Regions from separate parts of the Homo sapiens genome. Here regions 2 and 3 are each linked to region 1. A link is a contact called in ENCODE Hi-C or POLR2A ChIA-PET data. All regions are on one chromosome and are shown on one strand. The core of a region is the stretch at or near the end of the contact, and the rest is flanking DNA. Distances in the headings are between cores, read along the strand shown. Region 1 holds the start of PFN1 (profilin 1). Region 2 holds the start of TRPV3 (transient receptor potential cation channel subfamily V member 3). Region 3 holds the start of P2RX1 (purinergic receptor P2X 1).

Region 1 (4,723 bases), core at 899-3,398:
ATCCGAGCTCAAGGCAGTAAGTAATTTAAGAGGTAATGCAGTTCAGCAACTTCGAATTACAAGATGAGGAACTGAGACAGAATGGAGGGACTATCCCGTGTTCCAGCATCCAGCAGACAAGGAACACAATACTGGTCTGACTCCCTTCATGTTGGGGAATCACACAAAAAAGCACCCTCAAGATTACCAGAAGGCGGTACATTAGAGATCTTGGAGCTAAAGGAAGGGTAAGACTCAGGAACTCACTCTTGTCAGTCTTGGTGACAGTGACATTGAAGGTGGGGGCCCCACCGGTGCTCTTGGTACGAAGATCCATGCTAAATTCCCCATCCTGCAGCAGTGAGTCCCGGATCACCGAACATTTCTGGCCCCCAAGTGTCAGCCCATTCACGTAAAAACTTGACCGGTCTTTGCCAACCAGGACACCCACCTCAGCTGGCTGGAAGAGGAACCAAGCGCCCATCAAGTTAGTCAGTGCACCAAGATTCCCACCGTGTTCTCCAAAGACCCACCTGTCTTCCACTTCTGAGAACCACCCCGCCGTGGGGGCTAAGTATAAATTATATACTCAGTACACATCAATGAACTGTGAGAAACTCTGAGGACTGTGGGACGTTAGTGCAGAAAAAGATCATGATTCTGAAACTTAGAATATGGAACCAGGGAGGAAGGGATGACATACTCCTCTAGAGATTTAGATGTCAGTGTTAATGGGGAAAGTAAACCCAGGAAATAAAGGGAGTCAGTGAGGTAAGTGAGGAGCCTTTGGATGCTCAGAACTCTCCTTCAGGAAAAGCAGAAGCGGAGAGGGGAAGGGAGGGGGGCGGGCGAGGCAAGAGAAGCAACTTTGCCCTTATTTGGTCAAAGGTTCTGCAGGAGCTGTTAGGGCCCGGACGCCTGGGTCTCCAAGTAACCTAGAGTTTAGCTCCAGGTATCTCTGCTCTGAGATGAGGAAGCAGACCCCTGGGGGCTTTCCGGGAAAGTTGGAAAACTTTTGAAGGTGGACAGGGGCCAGACCCGGCAGGCCAGCTCTCGGGTCTAGGTACCCCGGGAACCTTTCCCCCCTCCCCCTTTCACCCCAAGCCCCCACATCCGGTCCCCTCCCGCCCGGAAACCCCCTTCCCCCCCCTTTTGAACTTCCGCTCCCCCTCCCCACTTCCGGGCAGTGTGGACAGGGAGATGGTGGTGGGAGCAGCGGTAGTAAACCAATATACTTTCGCTTATGCTGTCTCAGAACTTCTCACAAAGTTCCCCTGCTCCAGGCCCCGCCGGATGGCGGGAAGGGAGGGCGAGGGGACTTCCGGGATTGGCCTCGCAGGAATGTTGAATCCAACGTGCTGAGCTGGGGGGGCGTGTGGTGGCCTCGCCCTCTCTAACGGAGTTAGGAGGGGCCAGAAGCCCACAGAGGGTGGGCAAGGGACCAAGACCACGCGCCTGGGGCTCCCTTCCGCACCAGGAGAAACAATGGTAGAGGGACGCGGGCTGGCAGCCGGACGGGGAGCTGGGGGTCCAAGGATCCCCGGGTCCCCTCTCAATCCCAATCCCCAGTAAAAACTGAGGCGCGTCCCCGCCCCGCCCTGGGAGAGGCGGAAGTGGGCCGCCGCACCGGGCGCCGCGCCCCTCCCCGCCCTGTGCCCCGGATGTAACGCCCCGTCGCGGAAAGCGGGGTAGCGGGCGGGATGGGCGCCGCCGCCTGGGGCATAGGACCTACGGGCAACTGAGGGACCCACTCACGTGCAGCCGCCATTCGCGCCGCTTCCAGGGCAAGCACCCAGTCAGGGCCTCTCGCTGCGCGCCCTAGACCGCGCCCGCCCCCACCCAAGTCCCTCCCTCAGGGTCCAAACCGGAGCAGTGCCCCGGACCGCGCAGGCCTCGCAGTACCGTGATGTTGACGAACGTTTTCCCGGGGACGGCGGCCCAGACGGAGGGCGAGTCCTTGTAGCCCACGATGGCCGCGTCCTGACAGGTCCCGTCCGCCATGAGGTTGTCGATGTAGGCGTTCCACCCGGCCATGGCGCTGCTACTGGGGCTGCTCTCGGCGCTGCTGCTGGGGCCGCGGACTGGGCTCGAGCTGCCTCGGCTGGCGGGCGGGGGGAGGCGGAGAGCTCGGGGCACGCGCTGCCGTCCGGACCGCGGCTCCGCTCGCTGTGCAGCAGCCCTCGCACCGCCACTTCCTGCTCCTCCCCCCCCCCGCCCCGCTAGATTTTTATTTGCAAAGGACGGTAGGGGCGGGGCCTACTCCCCATTCCCTCCCTCCCCCACTCGCCAGCCCAGACACCGAACTTTGCAAATGCAATTTTAAAAATCCCTCCCCCTATTGCAAAATTTGCAGAGTTCGATGGAAAGCAATGCAGAAGGATGGGGGGTGGCGGGAGAGAGGTGAAGGGTAGGGTTTGCTCCAATTTGCACTGAATATAAACCAGACTTTGGTATCGGGGCAGGGAGTGAGCCAGAAGAAGGAAGGAAGGAGAAAGCAGGAGGAATTAGCAAGCTGCAAATTTAGCAAATTAAGGAGAGTTCGGGGAGCCCAGGGTTAAACGGGATGACTCCTCCTTCCCCCACCTCCGCCGAAGGGAAGGACCGGCGGGCGGCGGCGCGTGTGCCCGCGCCTGCGCCTGCGCCGGGGCCGGGAGTGCATGGGGCGGTCGGGGCCGGAGCCGGCTGCACGGGAGCGCGCCCGGCCCGACCCGTGTGGACCCTGCGGGAAAGGAAGGCGGGCTGGGGACGTGTCTCCCGCCTGGCGGAAGGGGCGGGGGCGAAGCCGTGCGCGCTGCCGCCTCACCACCCTTGATTTTACTTATTCAAGTAATAAGAAAGCAAAGAAGAGTTTGGCCAAATCCTCTAGTCGCTCTCATAGCTGAAGGCACCCACCGGGGCCACTTCTGTCCCCAGCGTCTTCTCGGGTCGTGCAGGTTGGGTTCACCAGGGCCCATTCTCAGTCTAGAGGATTGTCCCTTCTCTGGATCGGCTCTAGCCCAGGGCCTCACCCCACATCCCAGCCCCGCCCGCCCCAGGCAGGCAATGTCTGGATCACCGGCCGTGCCCCTTGGCCTGTGTCTGCAGAGGTCACAGAGCGCGGACACCCGCGGGGCTTAACAGGCGGGGCTATTTTTCGAGGCGGAAGAATACTCAAGTTGCAAGAGTGGCAACTTTTTCAAGAAGGGGAAAGTCCCACTTCGGGCCCTTTGGGTTTCTTCGCAGTCAGATGTGCGCTCACAGCCACCTGGGGAGGGCGGGACGGGCGGGACGGCCGTGCGGCGGCCGCGGTGAAACCGCCTCCTCCGACCCGCCGCCGAGGGCTGGGCGGCTTCCGGAGCCTGGGCTAGGGGCAAGGGGTCACCGAGCGCGGCCCGGGCGGAAAGGGGGTTGGTTTTCTCTCTCCTCCCGAGCGCGGCGCGCATCCCTGGCGTCCACGCCGAATCCCACAGTCCCCGACGCCCCTCGAGTCCGTGTTCCTCGACAGCCGCGCGGCTGAGTCACTGGCGGGCTCGGGCGGGGCCGCACCCGGGCACGTGGCGGCGCTCCCCGCCCGCCATCTCCTGACCCCTGGCCCACCGCACCCCTACCCCAGGGTGGAAAAATCCCGGGAGGAGCGGCCTGAGATGAGGGGGCGGGGCGAGAGGGGAGACTGGACGGGTGGCGGGGCAGGTGGCCTGGGGTGGGGGCTGGGAGGCCGCGCGGGCCGGCGGGGCGGGGAGCAGGGGTGGGGAGAGGGCGGCGGGGGTGAGTCACCGGGCGCGCGCTGCCCCGGCGCCGACGGGAAGGGCCTCCGAGTCGGGCCGAGGCGCCGTGTGTCCCCCGCCGGTCGGCTGGTATGGCTGCAGAGGAGCTCGGGGCAGACCCCGCACTGGCCCCAGAGCCGGCAAAGTGGAGATCTCTACCGAGGGCAGAGACCTACCTCCCCGCAGTGCTACAAGTGGGGCGCCGGAAGAGCCCCAGGCGTGCAGAAGCTCACAAAAGGCCACCCGTCCTCGGTCCATTCATTTTTGTTCACTGTTGATTCAGCCCCATTCATTGATGGGCTGGGGCCGTGCGCTGAGCGCCCACAGTCGATGGGGAAAGGGGCTCTGACCGACAGTCCCCACGCCGGGCGACAAGTGCTGTCCCAGCGTTATCAGTCGGGCGCCTTGCCAGCCGAAAGGGCCTGTCTAAATTCGTTTCCTGTCCCCTAACTCATCCCGGCGCTGGCTGGCCTGGAGAGGGTAGGATGGGGCGGCGCCGAGAATGGCCGTTATGAGGACCCTAAGAGGTGAGACCCTCTCGCCTTCTGGGGTGGGGGGTCCCGTCCTTTCCCCCACTGAGGACAGAGGCCCGCCCAGCGATCTGAGCATGTGTGGACGTCAATCTTGCAGCCCCTCTTCCAGGCCCCCTCCCCAGCCTTGCAGGGCTCAGGTTACCCCTGGCCTTTCCTAAAGGTCACTCATTCCTCTTGACGTTTGCAAAAGGGGAATGTAATCCTGGGGTGGGGGGAGACCCCTCATCTGTAGCCCCTCCCTTGCTCCTCCCAAAGGGTGGAATTAGAACAGGGACTGTTATTGGGAGACAGAAAGTGGGGGATAGTAGTTGACCTTTGGTAAGGGGGCAGGTGCCCAGGGCCAGAGGCTTCTGCTTCAGGCTGTAGTGGGCACTTGGCTGCCAGCCCAGTGTGAAGGGGGGAGGATGGAGAGAAAGAGAGGCGGGGCTGGCTGGGGACCGAGTGGCTCAGGGATAAATGCGCAGCCTG
Region 2 (4,723 bases), core at 1-2,500, 1.4 Mb before region 1:
GGCCACTGGTGATCCTACCCCAATAGGAAAGCTTCCTGGAGGAAGTTTCCGGAGCCAGGTGTCATCAGGCTGGAGAGAGTCCCCCGCCCTCCAACTCAAAGGGAGCAGGCTCAGGATGGAGGAGGCATCGGCGAGGGAGAGCTTTGGCCCTGGAGCGTAGGCAACCTTGAGGCCAGGCAGGTGGAGTAGCCCACAGAGAGGGACTCCTGGGCACCCGGCCCTCCCGTGTCCAGTCACGGCCTGATGAGGATGGGCAGCCTCTATGGCTTTCCCCATCCCCACGTGGCCTTTGGTGGACTAAAAGGCTGGGATGCACCGAGCGTGAAGGAGACAGAAGAAGGGCACGTCTCTTGCCCCTCCCAGGGCCTCTGGTTTCCTTTCTGAGAAGTGGGCTGAATGGTCCCCAAGGACTCTGTGGCCCTGAGAGCTGGTTGCTCTCTCTCTTCTCTGGGCCCGAGAATGTGGCCTGCCCTGGGCCTCTGGGGCAGGAGAGGCTCAGGGAACTCTGGACTAGGGCCGCAGCAGCTATCATTAGCTCCCTGAGTCACCCCGTAAACCCCACGTTCTCACCTGCTGGACTCTCTTGTTGCCCTGGCCCTCCCTCTCTCTCCCAATCCCTGACACTGATTGAAATGGCCTTTCCCGGGCGACAGACCAGGCCGCGGAGCCACAGCTGCTGACTCAGCACCTGTGAGATGCCTGGGCCCCGTCTGTCTCCCACGGTGGGGCCACCTCCTCCCATCCTGAACTCCCATCACAATCCTGCCCCAGAAAGCCACCTCCCTGGGTCAGCCTCGGGAGGCAGGAGCCTCTCCTCTGCCCCCAGCAGTGGTGAGATTGAGATGTCCCTCCCCAGGATTCCCAAACCTCAGGGGAATGTTCCTGAGTCTGTAAGGACCTATATTCTCACACATCCCTACAGCCAAGAGTGCAGCCAAGAGTGCCTCCCTACAGCCAAGAGTGGGCCCCTGGCTGGGGCCCAAGCTCCTTCCAACCCTCCTCCCAAGGCCTATTGGCCAAGGGCAGACATGGCCCAGAGGACCTCTGAGGGCCACGCTCTGGGCTCCCCAGGGGCCTTGGAGATCACCAGCTGCCTTGTGCACAGAAGACTCACCTGGTGAGGTTCTGGGTGGTCGTGGCAACCCTTGCCCTGAGATCACCGCATGTCTGGGGCCCAAGGCCCCCGGGTGGGACTGTGGCTGAGGCGGCGGGAAGCTCTCATTGCAGGCAGAGGGATGGCTGGAATGAGGCGTCAGAGGCAGAACTGGCTGAGCCACCTGCCCTCGGCGCCAGGCAGGCCACGCCCACCAGCCACAGCTGCAGCACCCGCCCACCCACGTGGCCCGTGTGAGTCACCCCCACACCCACACAGCAGCCTCATCCCCACCGGAGAAAAGGCAGGGGAGGCCGCAGGTGCCAAGATCGAAGTTGTGGGTCCAACTCCTCCCTCTCTGGCATTCCATGCTGGGCAGGGACTGCCCATCTCAGGCCTATTTTTCCAACTAGGAAATGGGAATGATAACATCTACTTTCCAAGGGAGCCGTGAAGAGCCAAAGAGATCACAGAGGTGGGAGGGCCTAGTGAAGAGTCAAGCGCTCTGCTCTGTCCCCTGGGAGGGAAGACCGCAGCCCAGGCCTAGCCTGGTTGACCTCAGGGTGGCCAGCCCCAAGACTCGGCACTTGTTCTCAAAAGTCGGTTCCTGGGATCAGGTCTCTCGGGGACGGAAGTCCCCATTTAATGCTGTCCACCAGCAGTCACGCATCATGGCCCTTAGTGTCAGCCTCACCCCTTCCTGGCTGAATGACCTTAGCAGGTCATTTCTCCGAGCCTCAGTCTCCTCATCTGTGAAACGTGCTTCATAAACCCACTTTGCAAGGTTATCGTGGGGCTTCAACAAGTACAAGTAGAAAGGGCCAGAACAAGGCCCAGGGCACGGCAAGAACTCAATAAACAATGTCAGCTCTTAGCTATGATTGCTTTTGTCATCTCAATGTATTCTCCCAGCAACTGCCCAGGTTGCCCTTCTCCAAGGCCAGGGCGTCATAGAAGGAATCGGTGCCCTCTCTCCTGGCCCAGGCTGCAGCTGTGAAGTGGGTGGAGTGAGTCAGGATGGCCGTGTGTGTCTCGCGTCACTCAGGAACTGCACACCTGCTCCCCGGGGCGAGATGTGGACAAGACACAGCTGGGACAGAGCAGGAAGTCTCTGCTGACGCGGCCGCAGCTGGCGCCTGATGGGCAGGGAAATCCCCAGCTGTGAGCCTCTCAATCCCTCATCATCACAACCTGCCTGGCCTGGGGAGGAGGCAGGAGGCAGGTGAGGCTTCTAGGCCACGGGAGAGCAGGACCTATGGCCGGTAAGGGGCAGACCAGACTTGAGGGTGTGGGTGAAGCAGGAGACCGCTTCTGCCGTTGAAGTCAGGGGGTCCTGAAGTTCCCACTCACAATCTGAAATCTCATGACTGTGCCTGAAACTCGACCGGAAAAGCCCGATCTGGGGTTGAGCACGGCCTCCGGCCACTAGCTTACTCACCCTCTCCCGACCCAGCCCCGCGCCCTCCCTGTTTGCCTCTGGCGGCTCAGACGCCTGGGGAGGAAGCTGCTGCCAAATGTCAGTGCTTCCATTTTGCTCGTGTTCATAACTTTTCTCAGAGGGCAGGTGGGAGCTGGTGAAAAAGGCCCCTGTCTCCCACCCAGAGGTGTGCCCTGTGCCCAGCAAGGAAGAAGGGGACCCCCGCTCTGCTATGAGAGGCAGCAGGAGCCAGGTCACCCAGTGGAGTCACAGTCACTACTTAGGAAGCCCGAGCCCATCCTAATCCCACCCCAAACACACAGAAGCAGCAGCTTCAGCCCCTTAGATGGTCTATATTCAACCCCATTTAACCCAGCACATGGTGAGAGCCCACGGGAGAGGCCGTGGCAAGGGCGCAGGTGGACAACGAGGGATTCAGAACTGGAGAAGGCCGTGTCCACCCTCGTGGGCCACAGGGGACACAGGCTCAGGCAGGAACCATGACCCACCATGTGGGTCATCAGGACAAAATGGGCTGAGACCCCCAAGGCGGGAGGAAGTCCCTGTGATGGGGTGTAGGGGATGAGTTCGGGAAAGAGGGAGCATCTGCCTGGACTTGGAAGGAGGGAAGAGGCCACAACATGGTGAAACCCCGTCTCTACTAAAAATACAAAATTAGCGGGGTGAGGTGCTGCACACTGTAGTCCCAGCTATTCGGGAGGCTGAGGCAGGAGAATTGCTTGAACCTAGGAGGCAGAGGTTGCAGTGAGCCGAGACTGCACCACTGTACAGCCTGGGCAACAGAGCGAGACTCCGTTTCCAAAAAAAAAAAAAAAAAAGAAAGAAAGAAAAAAGAAAAAGAATGGAAAAGTGAAAAGGAATATGATCAGAACAAAAATATAACATGCTATAGTGTAAATGCATACAACACATTGGTCAATGCTATTAAGTTTAAATTAAACACACACACACACACAGAGAGAAACAGAAAAAAAGATAAAAGATAAAATGACCACTTCATACTCTTTAGAATGGCCCAAATCCAAAATGTTGACAGCACCAGCAAATGCTGGTGAGGACATGGAGCAACAGGAACTCTCGGCCATCACTGGTGGGAATGTAAAACGGTGCAGCCACTTTGAAAGACACTTTGGTGGTTTCTTACAAAACTAAACATACTCTTACCATTCAATCCAGCAATCACACTCTTTGGTGTTTATTCAAAGAAGCTGAAAACTTATGCCCACACAAAAATTGCCCATAGATATTTATAGCAACTTTACTTATAATTGCCAAAACTTGGAAGCAACCAAAATGTCCTTCAGTAGGTGAATGGATAAAGAGTGGTACATCCGGCCAGGCGTGGTGGCTCACGCCTGTAATCCCAGCACTTTGGGAGGCGAAGGCAGGTGGATTGCTTGAGGCCAGCAGTTCAAGACCTGGCCTGGGCAACATGACGAAACCCCATCTCTACAAAAAATACAAAAAAATTTGCTGGGCATGGTGGTGGGTGCCTGTAGTCCCAGCTACTCGGGAGGCTGAGGCAGGAGAATGGCGTGAACCTGGGAGGCGGAGCTTGCAGTGAGCCGAGGTTGTACCGCTGCACTCCAGGCTGGGCGACAGAGCAAGACTCCGTCTCAAAAAAAAAAAAAAAAAAAAAAAAAAAAAAGAGTGCTACATCCAAGAGAATGGAATGTTATCCTCCAATAAAAGAAATGAGCTCTCATGCCACGAAAAGACCTGGAGGAAACTCTAATGCATAATACTAAGTACAATAAATCAATCTGAAAAGGCTATGTATTGTATTGATGATGCCAACTACATGACATGCTGGAAAAGGCAGTAAAAGATCAGTGGCTGGCCAGGCACGGTGGCTCACATCTGTAATCCCAGTATTTGAGGAGGCCAAGGCAGGTGGATTGCTTGAGGCCAGGAGCTCAAGACCTGGCCTGGGCAACATGACGAAACCCCATCCCTACAAAAAATACAAAAATGAGCCAGGCGTGGTGGCTCTCACCTATAGTCGCAGCTACTCAGGAGGCTGAGGTGGGAGGATCTTTGAGCCCAGGAGGTCGAGGCTGCAGTGAGCCGTGATTGCACCACTGCACTTCAGCCTGGGCGACAGAGCAAAACTCCGTCTCAGAAAAAAAAAAAAAAAAAAAGGGTCAGTGTTGGCCGGGCGCGGTGGCTCACGCCTGTAATCTCAGCACGTT
Region 3 (4,723 bases), core at 1,856-4,355, 1.0 Mb before region 1:
CAGGTGATCCTCCCACCTCAGCCTCCCAAAGTGTTGGGATGACAGGCATGAGCCACTGTGCCCAGCCTTAACTGAGACCATCTTAACTGGATCTGAGAGGGTCAGCTCAGCTCAGCCTTCTGGTCTCAGGCCCACTCACTGCCTGCACTTGCCCAGGATCTCCTGGAGGAGCATGACTGGCGGAGACCATGGCCTCGGTTTTCCTCCTGAGTCTGTGTTCTTGGCTTCTCAGCCTCCCTGCTCAGCCTCAGTAACTCTGTCCATCTCTGAGTCTCGGGACCTCCCACCCTTCGTCTGAGTTGTGCTCTGGCGTTTGTCCCTCTGTCCAGGTCTGTCTCTGTGTCCACCCATCCCCCACCCAGGCTTTGCCCTGTGTCTGGGACACGGGGGCCTGGCTCTTCTCTCATGCTCCTTTCCATCCCCTGGCAGTGCCCACAGGATCAGACATGAAAGCAAAGCCCTCCTCAGGAAACAGCAAAGTGCTGAGCTGAGTGCACTCTTGGGGGGGGTGGTCCCCTGCAACCCGTGCCCCACGGGCCGGTTAGGAAGCTGAGTCCGGAGATGCCAAGACCAAGTCCAGGCTGGGTCAGGGGTTCGGTTTGCCGCTGTGGGTTCCTGGCTGAGAGGTCAGTGCAGTACTGAGCAGTGGCCAGACGAGGGCGCAAGAGACAGCAGGCACCACAGCCTGAGCAGGAGCTGGAAGCCTGGGCCTGCAGCCCTGGGGGTTGCTGGTGATGACGGACTCTGCCTTCCTTCCACCCTCTGCTGTGTGACGTGGGCAGGCCAGTGCCCTCTCTCTGAGGAGGTTGCCTTTCCAGAATATCAAGGCTGACTTTGGAGCCATGCAGGTGGGTTCAAATCCTGGTTAGTCTCTTACTAAGCTGTGAGATCCTGGCTAATCCCTGTGGTCCTGAGCCCCACAGACACCGAGAAGGGCCACATCCATTTGGAAACTGATTAGACAGTCTTGGGAGGGAAGACAGGCAGGAGGACGGTAGTGAGGTCCCCGTCACTGGAGGTATAGGTTCCCGGCTGGGCAGCAGCTTGGGGCATAGGCTACGGCTGGGAATGGGTGGGTCCCTCCAACGCTGACAGCCTGTGACACACACAGAGGAGGGACCTGGTGCCCCTCACACCTGCAGATCTGAAAGCAGAACTAGGGAGCCGCAGGGGCAGAGAGAGGACAGCCTTCCCCCAGCCTCTTCCAGCAAGGGTAGGCTGGGCCTGCGCAGACAGCCTCTCCCAGGGACGGTCAGGAGTGATACTAAGGGTGGACTTCCGGCCCGTCCTGTACCTGGCATCCCACCATCAGTGCCCAGTAGAAAGGATCCACAGCCCCTTGTGATGGTGAGGAAGGAGAAGGCACAGCAGAGGCCTGGGGGTCAGGAGGGCTCAGCTGCAACCCTGGGTTTGCTGCTGACTTGCTGTGGACCTGGAAACCCCACTGCCCCTCTCTGGGCCTCAGTTTCCCTCACAAGCTCAGACATCACAGATGTCAAATTAGTTTCTGAACAAGAGAGAGGAGAGGTCAAGGCTGGGGTCTGGCCCTGGGTCCACCTGGCCGGCTCTGAGGTTCTGGGGACTGGTGGGACAGAAGGAGGGCTCTTTTGGACGCCAGAAGTTTCCGGGGGACTAGGACTTCATGGTCCTTGTTTGGGCCCTGGGTCAGCCTGCCCTGGACTCCATTTAGCAGTTCTGGTTCGGAACCATGGTAAAAATGGGGAGGGTAGAGCTCTCAGAATCACACGGCAAAGGCAGGCAGGGGCTACTGGGCACCCCTAGGACCCCAGCAGGGGCTGAGCCCCCTCCAGTGGCCCTGGGGCCTCCAGGAGACCTCTGCAGAGTCACTGTGAGTGGACAAGATGCACCACACACAGGGGACACACACTGGCCACCCAGACACTTGGCCACAGGGCAGACATGGGCACAGCCATATGTACACATAAGGGTACCCACATGTGGGCACTCAGCACCAGGGACACACACCCAGACACATATAGGCACAGAGCTCCATATGCACACTCACAAGTGTGCCAGCCTCTGCCAGGCCTGTCTTGGCTCCCGAGACAACCATACTGCAGGAGCGTCCCACGCTGCCTCTGATTCTGCACTCCCAGCCCGGTGGGACAGGTCCGGAGATGCCCAGAAAGGAACTATCATCCCTGGGACCAGAACCAATCTCTGTCCTCCGCCTGACATGCCAACATGAAGGCACCAGGTATTCAGAATGTGAGAGTTTCTCTGCTCCGGGGGCCTCAAACGTCCCTGGATGTCCCTTGCTCAGGCAGGGAAGCTGGCAGCAGAGTCTGTCTCTCTCTAACTTGTCATATGGGGTGACGGGTGTGGGGTATGGCCTCTGTGTGTCAGTGGCGGCCTGGTTTGGCAGGCGGTCAGAGGTCGAGGACTCAGTGGCTGTGGTTGGTGGTGCCCTGGCCCTGAACACCACTAACCACTCAAAGGAACCATAACACTGAGCCGGCTCCTCAGAACCCAGAGACTCTGCCTCCTGTTCACCGAAGGCCCCCGGGCAGGGCTTCCCCTCCGGCCTCGTCCCCATCTCAACAGCGAGTTGGCAGGATTTTCTATTCTCGCACAGTGGCTTGCCAGGAAGGCCTTCCCCTGGATGGAGAGGAAGAGGGGCTCGCTGGTGTCACGCAAGGGATGTCAGAGTCTGGAGGACAGGCCCGGGGTAGGGGCTGGTGCAGGCAGCGGGAGGCGCCCGGACTCACCCGATGACGTAGACCAGGACCACCAGCTGGATCAGTCGGAAGATAACGCCCACCTTCTTATTACGCACCAGCACCATGCGGGGGGTGTCATACTCGAAGAGGAAGGCGGCCAGCTCCTCCTGGAACCGCCGTGCCATGGTGGGCCGGCTGGGGCTCAGAACTGAGCCCCCTGCACGGCCTCTGCTCTCAGGGTGAGCCGGGTGCCACCACCCACGTCGATGGTAGAGCTTCTGGGGGCTTCCTGGCCCCTTAGGAAGAGCAGGGCGGTGCAGGTGGAGCCAGAGGACAGGAGCCAGAGGTCAGCTGGAGGCACTTGGGTTGGAGAGAGAATCCCTGGGTGATCAGAGCAGCTCTTGGCCCCTGGAAGGCAACAGACTGCAGGCCAGCCTCGCCCATGGACAAATAAATTCCCAAAGATAGATGGGGCGGGGCTGGTGGGGCCACCCAGGCCCAGCCCCACTGCCCCTCCTGGCTCTGCGTGGGCCTTGTTGGGCCTCCGGAAACAGGAGTTGTTGGCAGGAAACCACAGGCCACCCGTCACAGGGGCAAAGATAAAGCTCTCAGTCGACTCCTCAAGTTATCCTCCCCCCAAAACCTGGCAAGATGGAGCTCTGGCCAGGGCCTGGGGGAAGCTGGAGTCTCCTCAGATTAGGGGACTCCCCGCGACTCCCCTCCACTGCCAAAATGAGACCTCCATCCCCAGCCCCATCCACCACCCTCCACCCTCCCCCACCAGGGTTGGCTGCTTCGTCCCTGGGGGTCTGCAGCGAGCAAGGCAGAGAGGAAGGAGGCTCTGAGTTCCAGCCTGGCCTGTGCCCGGTCAACCTCGGTGCTGAGCTGGCATCTCTATCCCCCAGCTCTCCTCTCCCACTGTCTGTCCTGCCGGGGCCACCATCAGAGGGAGAGAGGTGGCAGGTGCCCAGCCAAGACCAGCACCACATCCGTCACCAGTGCCATGGGGGGCCCAAGACCAGCCGAGAGAGCCTGACCTCGGAGATCCCTGGCTCTGCCACTTCTTGGCTGTGGGGGCTGGGTGTCACCTTGCCTCTCCGAGCCTGCTTCCTCATCTGTAAATTGGGGTAATAAGGGCTGTTCCTTCTAGGTCGAGGCTCACAGGGGATGGGTCTCAGCAACACGGGACAGAGAACTGGAGGCCACCATTGAGTCTGGGGCACAGCACCTCTGCAGTCCCTGCCTTCCCTTCCCACCCCCAGCTCGGGCCCTGAACACAGGGGTTTGGGGTGGGCAGAGGGTCCCACGTTGGCTCCTCAGAGCTGGAGGCCTCCCCAGCCCCACCCCTCGTTTTGAAGATGAGAAAACCAAGCTCAGAGAAGAGAAATGAGTTGCCCAAGCTCACCCGGGGTGGTACTGGAGGTTCAAGCTGGAAGCAGGGGCCTCCCTGGCGAGCCCCCACGGCCCTGTCGTCGGAGCCGCCCCACCCTTAAGGCTGATAAGGAGTCTTCTTGCTGGCGAGCCATGAGCTGGAAGTGCTCTGGGCAGGGAGCCAGGCCCTGGGGCTGGGAATCCCGGCAGCCTGTCTGAATGGGGGTCACCCACAGAGGGCTGCCCATGGCCCCTTCCAGCACCCAGGTCAGTCTCTCCTTGTCAAGTAGATCAGCCTCACCCCTCGCGGAGTTTCTGCTAATCCAGTGGGTGTCATGGGCTTTTCTAAAGAAAATCCAGAGATGCTGGGAGCCAGAACTGTGGTGGCCACGTCTCCCCTTGGCCTGACCTTGACCCTAGACAGTTCCTTTCCCAGCTGCCCCTGTGGCCATTGGAATGGGAGGCACCAGGACACAGCTGCTTGTGATGGGGAGTGGGGTGGGTGCTGAGACTGTGTGGGCCATTCTGGGTCCCTTTTCAGCCACCCTTCTCCCTGATATGCGTTCTAGAGAGTGGGTGGGGTGGGAGGGAACGGAGGGAGGAAGGGAGGGAGGGAGGGAAAAGGAAGGGAAGGGAAGGGAGGGAGAGAGGGAGGAGGAAAGGGAAGGGAA

What was found. A loop is a pair of places that touch in the nucleus more often than their neighbours do. ChIA-PET counts read pairs that join two places held with the same protein, here RNA polymerase II (POLR2A). Pooled maps may share reads with other maps.
Region 2: a loop to region 1 is called in a pooled map, with 8 times the contacts of the local background. The contact joins the promoter of TRPV3 here to the promoter of PFN1 in region 1. A Hi-C loop is called at or near these places in 2 of 37 single-sample maps with no recorded cell type and 3 of 50 pooled maps. POLR2A ChIA-PET finds 5 or more read pairs at or near these places in 1 of 52 experiments (B cell).
Region 3: a loop to region 1 is called in a map of gastrocnemius medialis, with 10 times the contacts of the local background. The contact joins the promoter of P2RX1 here to the promoter of PFN1 in region 1. A Hi-C loop is called at or near these places in 1 of 168 maps with a recorded cell type or tissue (gastrocnemius medialis), 3 of 37 single-sample maps with no recorded cell type and 5 of 50 pooled maps.

What each region holds. Positions count from the first base shown.
Region 1 is chr17:4,946,382-4,951,104 of GRCh38, forward strand. PFN1 (profilin 1) reads right to left here and starts at 2,149. Exons shown (of 3, transcript NM_005022.4): 1 at 1,882-2,149; 2 at 247-439. The coding sequence starts at 2,013. It also overlaps a transcript of ENO3 not described here. RefSeq lists enhancers at 1-58, 2,939-3,108 and silencers at 1,419-1,648, 1,679-1,748, 2,019-2,358, 2,489-2,738, 3,199-3,608 and 1 more.
Region 2 is chr17:3,556,562-3,561,284 of GRCh38, forward strand. TRPV3 (transient receptor potential cation channel subfamily V member 3) reads right to left here and starts at 1,251. Exons shown (of 18, transcript NM_145068.4): 1 at 1,115-1,251. RefSeq lists a silencer at 210-269 and enhancers at 1,451-2,267, 1,910-1,969, 2,050-2,099, 2,130-2,359, 2,268-3,082 and 2 more.
Region 3 is chr17:3,913,360-3,918,082 of GRCh38, forward strand. P2RX1 (purinergic receptor P2X 1) reads right to left here and starts at 3,106. Exons shown (of 12, transcript NM_002558.4): 1 at 2,730-3,106. The coding sequence starts at 2,866. RefSeq lists enhancers at 798-857, 928-997, 1,228-1,307, 1,418-1,487, 2,210-2,279.